Linked DNA regions of Homo sapiens: regions 2 and 3 are each linked to region 1. A link is an interaction called in ENCODE POLR2A ChIA-PET data of the cell type or tissue named here. Cell type or tissue: IMR-90. All regions are shown on one strand. Region 1 has its middle 7.9 kb from the start of GLTP. Region 2 overlaps GIT2 (GIT ArfGAP 2). Region 3 overlaps TRPV4 (transient receptor potential cation channel subfamily V member 4).

The links. Peaks named below come from ENCODE experiments on the same cell type or tissue, not always from the same donor. Only the 100,000 strongest peaks of a DNase experiment are listed, where the experiment ranks them.
Region 2: POLR2A ChIA-PET joins it to region 1 with 16 read pairs; 4 of 35 experiments call an interaction of 5 or more read pairs at or near these places.
Region 3: POLR2A ChIA-PET joins it to region 1 with 16 read pairs; 4 of 35 experiments call an interaction of 5 or more read pairs at or near these places.

What each region holds. Positions count from the first base shown.
Region 1 is chr12:109,887,206-109,889,705 of GRCh38, forward strand. It overlaps a transcript of TCHP not described here. Among named protein-coding and RNA genes, the nearest start is that of GLTP, 7.9 kb to the left of the region's middle. RefSeq lists a silencer at 1,208-1,357. In IMR-90, no CTCF peak of the experiment used is centred here; a DNase peak (open chromatin) is centred at 1,236; H3K27ac peaks cover 917 bases.
Region 2 is chr12:109,962,538-109,965,037 of GRCh38, forward strand. The region is part of intron 9 of GIT2 (GIT ArfGAP 2); the gene reads right to left. Among named protein-coding and RNA genes, the nearest start is that of GIT2, 33 kb to the right of the region's middle. In IMR-90, no CTCF peak of the experiment used is centred here; a DNase peak (open chromatin) is centred at 1,424.
Region 3 is chr12:109,827,590-109,830,089 of GRCh38, forward strand. All of the region lies in intron 1 of TRPV4 (transient receptor potential cation channel subfamily V member 4), which reads right to left. Among named protein-coding and RNA genes, the nearest start is that of MIR4497, 4.5 kb to the right of the region's middle. In IMR-90, no CTCF peak of the experiment used is centred here; no DNase peak of the experiment used is centred here.

The sequences.
Region 1 (2,500 bases):
CAGGTCAAGAGATCAAGACCATCCTGGCCAACATGGTGAAACTCTGTCTCTACTAAAAATACAAAAATTAGCTGGGTGTGGTGGTGCAAGCCTGTAATCCCAGCTACTCGGGAGGCTGAGGCAGGAGAATCGCTTGAACACAGGAGGCAGAGGTTGCAGTGAGCCGAGATCGCACCACTGCACTCCAGAGCAAGGCTCTGTCTCAAAAAAAAAAAAACAAAAAAAAAAACCATGGTATTTCACCCTGATAGATCCAATTCTAATTTGTCTCTATGGGGTTAATTCTACTTTTCTCCCTTTTCTTGTTTGTAGTTCCCTTCTCCTGCAGTGAGAAACCTGGTGTTCTCCTTGTTTTTTCCTCATTTGATCAATCCCCCATAGGTTACAACTTCCTATCATTGCTGCCACTCCCTCCCCAGCAAGGATGCCCCTCATGCCATGCTCACGCTTCTGTAGCCCCTGCCAGTCTGCCTTTCCATGAGGATGCCCTTCTCACTTGCTGAGCTCTGGCCACCCCCTCCCCATGCAGACACCTTTCTTATTCCATTTGGGATCTGACACCCACCTTTGTTGTTTTTGTTGTTTAGAAACGGAATCTCACTCTGTTGCCCAGACTGGAGTGCAGTGGCATGATCACAGCTCACTGCAGCCTCTACCTCTTGGGCTCCAACGATCCTCCTGCCTCAGACTCCCAAGTCGCTGGGACTACAGTCGTGCATCACCATGCCTGGATAATTTTTAAATTTTTTGTTAAGACAGGGTCTCACTATGTTGCCTAGGCTGGCCTCGAACTCTTGGCCTCAAGCAATCCTCCCGCCTCAGCCTCCCCAGGCACTGGGATTACAGGTGTGAGCCACTGCACCCAGCCTGACACCCCTCTTTGGACCAGCATGTACCCTCCCCAGTGCCCCCCATTACTGACATTTACCTTGCTGGGACCCACCTATTGGCTTTTGGATTGAATTGTTCAAGAATAGAAGGGCGAGGAAGAGAGAAAACAGGGCGGGGGAGAGGTGGGAAGGAAAAGGGGAAGAGCCACAGAAACCTTCAGCAAGTTGGCTTTGGCTATGGGCCATCAGTTTCTCCCCTTAGCTTCCCGTAGTGTCAGGGAAATACTACCAGGCACAGAGGAGCCACCTCATCTTTTTGGATTGTTGGGTCACTGTACTTCTCCATGAGTTGCAAACCCTCTCTGCAATTAATCTGTAGGACCAGCTTGACCAATGGAGTTGTAATGTTTGGAATCAACTCAGTGTGGGTGAGGTGTTCACTCTGCAAAGTTTCGTCATTTTCCTAAACCAGCTCCACCCAGTGTTAATAACATCTTCCCCAACTGAATCATCAAATCCTTGTTACACAGGCCGTCTTTCCCCCAGCGGTGTCTGTTGGGATGGGTGAAGTAGGCTGAGTTCGTGGTCTTGCTGACATTTTATCCAATAAACGCACCTTCTTTATTGCAGCATAGTAATAATAATAATGACAGCTAACATTTATTGAATACTTAACTATGTTTAAAACTCAACACTTCTACTTTCTAGCTGTGTGGCCTTGAGCAAGTCACTTCCTGTGTCAGTTTCCTGTGGCTGCTTGATGATTTAAAACAATCAAAATGTATTCTCTCACAGTTCTAAAAGCCAGAAGTCCAAAATTAGTATCACTAGGGCAAAATCAAGGTGTTGGCTAGAACACACTCTCTCCGAAGGCTCTGAGCTGGGCACGGTGGTACGTGCCTGTAATCTTAGTTACTTGGGAGGCTGAGGTGGGAGGACTCCTTGAGTCGAGGAGTTTGAGACCAGCCTGGGCAACATAGCAAGGTCCTGTCACCAAAAAAAAAAAAAAAAGACTGGGCATGGTATCTCACACCTGTAATCCCAGGACTTTCGGAGGATGAGGAGGGAGGATTGCTTGAGCTCAGGAGTTTGAAACCAGCCTGGGCAACATAGCAAGACCTCATCTCTACAAAATTAAAAGTAAAAGACGACTCTGGGCTGGGTGCGGTGGCTCATGCCTGTAATCCCAGCACTTTGGGAGGCCGAGGCAGGCAGATCACGAGGTCAGGAGATCGAGACCATCCTGGCTAACACGGTGAAACCCCGTCTCTACTAAAAATACAAAAAATTAGTCGGGCGTGGTGGCGGGCGCCTGTAGTCCCAGCTGCTCAGGAAGCTGAGGCAGGAGAATGGCATGAACCCAGGAGGCAGAGCTTGCAGTGAGCCTGCTGCACTGCACTCCAGCCTGGGTGACAGAGAGAGACTCCATCTCAAAAAAAAAGACGACTCTGGAAGAAAATCTATTCTTGCCTCTTCCAGCCTCTGGTGGCTCTAGGCATTCCTGTCTCACTCCAGCCTCTGCCTCCATCTTCATGTGAGCTTCTCCTGTGTGTGTGTAAATCTTCCCTCTGTTGTTTCATCTGTAAAGTTAGGACAGTAGCAATGCTAACTCCCTGTCAGGGCTGATGTGAGATTTCAATGGGTTAATGTAGATAGAGCAGTTTGCATGC
Region 2 (2,500 bases), 75 kb after region 1:
CCACCTCACAGCCTGCAGTGCCTCCCTGGGCACATGGAGGATAATTGAGGTCTTCCTGGCCCAGATGAGGTTAAGCCTCTTCTGGGGTGGCTCCGCCTCTCTCTGCACTTTCTGCCTCATGCAACACCTTGACACGTGGTAGTTGTGACTCTTAAACTGTCTGACATCTGCTTTGGGAGGGCAGATGCTGAATCTGTTATATTCCCTATTGGGTTCCTTACATCCACACATGGTACCTCACACTTTAAAAGTGGCCAGAAAAGAGGCACTGGCTGGCCAGAAGGGATTTAATGCAGCAATTTAAAATGCTGGCTACAGGCTGGGTGTGGTGGCTCATGCCTATAATCCCAACACTTTGGGAGGCAGAGGCAGGAAGATCACTCACTTGAGCCTGGGAGTTCAAGGCTGCAGTGAGCCACGATGGCACCACTGCACGCCAGCCTGGGTGACGGAGTGAGACCTTGTCTCGAAAAAAAAAGAAAAAACAAGTGCTGGTTACAGAGACCTCATAGGAACATGTTAAAATGGGTACCATATATTACTGAGTGAAAAAAGCAGGTTATAAACGTCTACAATTATGATTAAGTTCCAGTTTTAAAAAAAGATATGCATATAAAACAAGAACTGAAAGAAATGTACCAAAATATTGAGCCTGACTCCATTAAGAGTATAGCAATGAGGATGGTCCCCTTTCTCTATTTTCCAAATCTTCCCAAATGTGGTCGCACTATAATTAAAAACAAACCCAGAGAGCCTGTTGCTAGACAAGATGTTGAAGGATTGGGAGCTTGACTTTGCTTCATAAATATCTAGTTTCTTCCTCCATGGGACTACAAGCTAATGTTATTATTACTAGCAACAACTACAATGGCCAACGCTGATTATGGGCTTATATCCCAGGCACTGTGCTAACAGTATCATATTTCACTTATAACACCTCTATGAAAACAGGAACTACTATTGTCCCATTTTTAAGACAAGAAAACTGAGGCAGAGAAGATAGTAGCTTGCCTAAAGTCACAAAGCTAGTGACAGACCTGAGATCCAAGTTTACATCTTTGAAAATGCTAACATTTACTCATTCAAGGAATACATTAGCCTTTGTTATATTTCTCTCAGTTCTTCATCAGGAGGGAGGGAAGGAAAAGAGAAAGGAAAGAAAGGATGAAGGGAGGAAGAGAGGGAGGACAGGAGGAAGATACTGGAGGATAAACACTGACCTGGCGCTGATAAGATGGTCACCTATGAGAAGGAGACCACAGGGTGAGGGTCAACAAGTAATGGGGCAGCCCACTCTGAGCAGTTCTGGCCGGCAGCCCCTGCAGGATCCTTATCTCCCTCTTCTATGAGAGGATGCCAAGGCACAGGGAGGCTAGGAAGCTTGGCAGGGCTGAGATATGTACTGACCAGTCTGACTCAGAGCTGCAGCTCTGGAGAGCTATACTAGACTCTGTTCCAGGTCTTTACTTCATGCCTGCCACGTGCTAGAGATATTACAAGCATAATCTCAGCTTTCATGCAGCTTCCAGTGAAGCAAATGTAGGATAGTCTAAGAAAACGTGGGTTTTTATCTAGGTTTGAATTATTTATAATAAAATTTACTTACAGATTGTGAGTAATTAAAAGGAAATCACACAATATTTAGTGCTATCTGACTCCAAAGCTTATCATCTTGATCATCTTAGTTTACAACTTCCTTAAGGCAATAAAACACACAGACACACAAAACTGTAGATACAGAACACAGAGACACCAAACAAATTGCATAAAACACATTTATTTCATAATACAGTTAAATACTAGTAAGGATAAATTCATTTAATGTAATATTTAATACTGAGTATTATATGAAGTTTTAGTAAAGGGTCTTCTGTGAAAACAGAAATGAGGAGAAAGTCATAAATGAGGGAAGCTGCAATGTCAGAGTCAGGCTTTGGGAAAGCCGCTACCTACACTGGTCAGATTTCAGGTCCTTGAATCAGAGAGATGGAAGCTGGGAAAGGCAAACGCTGTAGGCAAAGCAGGATTCCTGGAAGAGGACTTGAATGTGCAGCTCATGGCCTCAGAGGGTGTTAATCTAAAGACACACACACACACACACACACACACACACACACACACACACACACACACACACACGGAACCAGATGGGAAGCAGGGCAATCTCTGAAAGGTGAGAGCTGAATGATGCCCTTACAGGTTACAAAAAGAAGTTAAGAATCTTGGTTCTGATCCAAAGAGCAATGGGAACAGCTGAGGAGTATACTTTGGTGGTTAAAGTGGAGAGAAGTGCCCCGGTGAGGCTTCATGTGAGAGAACTAGACAAAGAGAAGTCAATCCCAGAGAAGTAGATTTCCCAGGGCCTTGAGGCCTTGGGCCCTTAGGCCTTTCCTAAGGCTGAGGTGGGCAGTCTGGAAGAAAGACACAGGCTAAAGGGAGGTTGTGGCACAGAGCCGGCAAACTCTGAGCACGCACATGGGCCAAGACCACCAGCTTTTAA
Region 3 (2,500 bases), 60 kb before region 1:
ACACATTACACACATATACACATACATACACACAATATACACACATACATACATATACACGCAAACATACACACACATACACACATGCACACATAGACATTCACATACACACATACACATGTATATACATACACATATGCACACACATACACACAGACATACATATACACACATACACACATATATACACAAACATACACATAAACATATAGTCATACATATACACACATACACATATATACACATATACACATACACATATAGACATACATATACACACATACACATACACACACAGACACACATACGCACATACACACGCACATCAATATACACACACATACACACGTACACAAACACACACACAGGGAATGGTCCCAGAAGGTGGCCAGCCCACTCGGTCAACCGGGTGGAACCCAGGCCACTCCACCCTCAGGGGAAAACGGGCGCCTGGTGAGACTGAGGAGCTCTTTGTGCAAGGGGCAGGGTGGGTGGACAAGAGGGGCTGCTGTTACTCACTAACCAAAGAAATAGAAGGATATTCCCGTTTGGTCAATGGCCCGCCTGTCTGTCCCCTGAGCCCCCGCCTCCTTCTGTGGCCTTTCCAATGCCCTGACCTCATCTGGAGACCGGCAAGGGCTTCCTGTGCGCCTGGTGTGGTCTCGTGTGATCCTCCCTCACCGATGAGGAAACATGCTCAGAGAAGTGATGTAACCTCCTTGGGGTCACACAGCCGGCAGTGGCCAGGGCTCGGGGCAGAAAGGGGAAACCAATGCTCAGGAAGGGGCTAGGGGTGGGAAGGAAGTCAGAGTCACATTGAAAGTGAGGCCCTGTCCCTTCCTCATTCCTGTCCGGCCACTGGGGTGCCAGCTCATGGGCTGCAAGGGCACCCGAGGTTGAAGGAGCCCAGGCCAGAACAAGAGCAGCAGCCAGAATAACCCAAATCCCTCCTCAAGTTGGCAGAGCTCTGACCTCAGCAAAGCCCAGGAACAGAGAGCTTAAGCCACTTTCTGAGGTCACAGAGCAGCAACTGGCGGAGCTGGGAGGTAAGCTAAGGTGGCTCAGACGCCAAGGTGGGTGAGCCTAGCGTAGCTTTCCACGCAAGAAGCTAAGCTGGCCACTGGGCTTTTCGTGGACCCAAGGACACCAGTGTCACTCAGATCTGGCTTCCAGCTCCAGCTCTGCCATGAGCCAGCTGGGCATCCCTGGGTAAATTGCTTCCTCTCTGAGTCTCGATTTCCTCAGCTGTAAAATGGGGCTCAGCATTCCTGCCCCTGCCCACCCCCGGCAGTGGGGAAGCTGTGACACCATCAAAATGAACATCAGCCCTCACACCTGTAATCTGAGCACTTTGGGAGGCCAAGGCAGGAGGGTTACTTGAGCTCTGGAATTCCAGACCAACCTGGGCAACATAGTGAGACCCCTGTCTGAAAAAAACCTTTTTTTTTAATAAGCTGGGTGTGTCCCAACTACTTGGGAGGCTGAAGTAGGAGGATCTCTTGAGCCCAGGAGTTCGAGGCTGCTGTGAGCTATGATCACACCACTGCATTCCAGCCTGAGCAACAGACTGAGACCCTGTCTCTAAAAATAATAAATAAAAAAAAAAGTGAACAACAGGCAATAGATGCTGGTTTTAAACTAAACACTCAAGGTTGTGCTGAAGACTGTCCACAACCTCCCAGCAAGGCAGGCATTACCTTATCCCCATTGTCCAGATGAGGAAACTGAGGCCAAAGGAATAATGGAACTTATTGGAAGCTGGGATTTGAACCTGGGCAGCTGGGCTCCAGCCCTAGTTTTTAAGCATTAAATCAGGAAAGTAAAAAAAGTTGACAGCTCCTGGCACTCAGTCAATGCTCATAAATATTTCATTGCTGAAAACATATCATTATTTGCCCAAATGCAAGTCTAGCTTTGCCCCCAATACCTTCCACCCACCCACCTGGCATGGAGGGGCTCTCTGAGGATGTCTGGGGGATAAGCTGGAAGAAAACATGCCCTGGAATGGGCCTGGGGACAAGGGGAGCTGACACGGGCTGAGGCAGAAGAGCTGTGCTTCAGAGCCCCATCCACGTGCCTTGGGTCATCCCTGCAAAGTGGGATGAGAGTCCCTTTGACACAGGAGGAAATGGAAGCCCAGAGAGGCCAGGTGGCTTCCCTGAGCTCCTCCAGCGGGGAATAGCAGGCCTGTCTTAAACATGCGGATGCAGTTTAAGCCCAGGCCTGTCTGCAGTTCAGGCTCTTTGTTTGTTTTGAGACAGGATCTCTTGCTCTGGACTGCAGTGGCACAATCGCAGTTCACTGCAACCTCTCACTCCTGGGCTTAAGCGATCCTCCCACCTCAGCCTCTCAAGTAGCTGGCACTACAGGTGCGTGCTACCACGTTCGGCTAATTTTTGTATTTTTTCTAGAGACAGAGTTTCACCATGTTGCCCAGGCTGGTCTCAAACTCACGGGCTCGACCGATCCACCTGCCTTGGCCTCCCAGAGTGTTGGGATT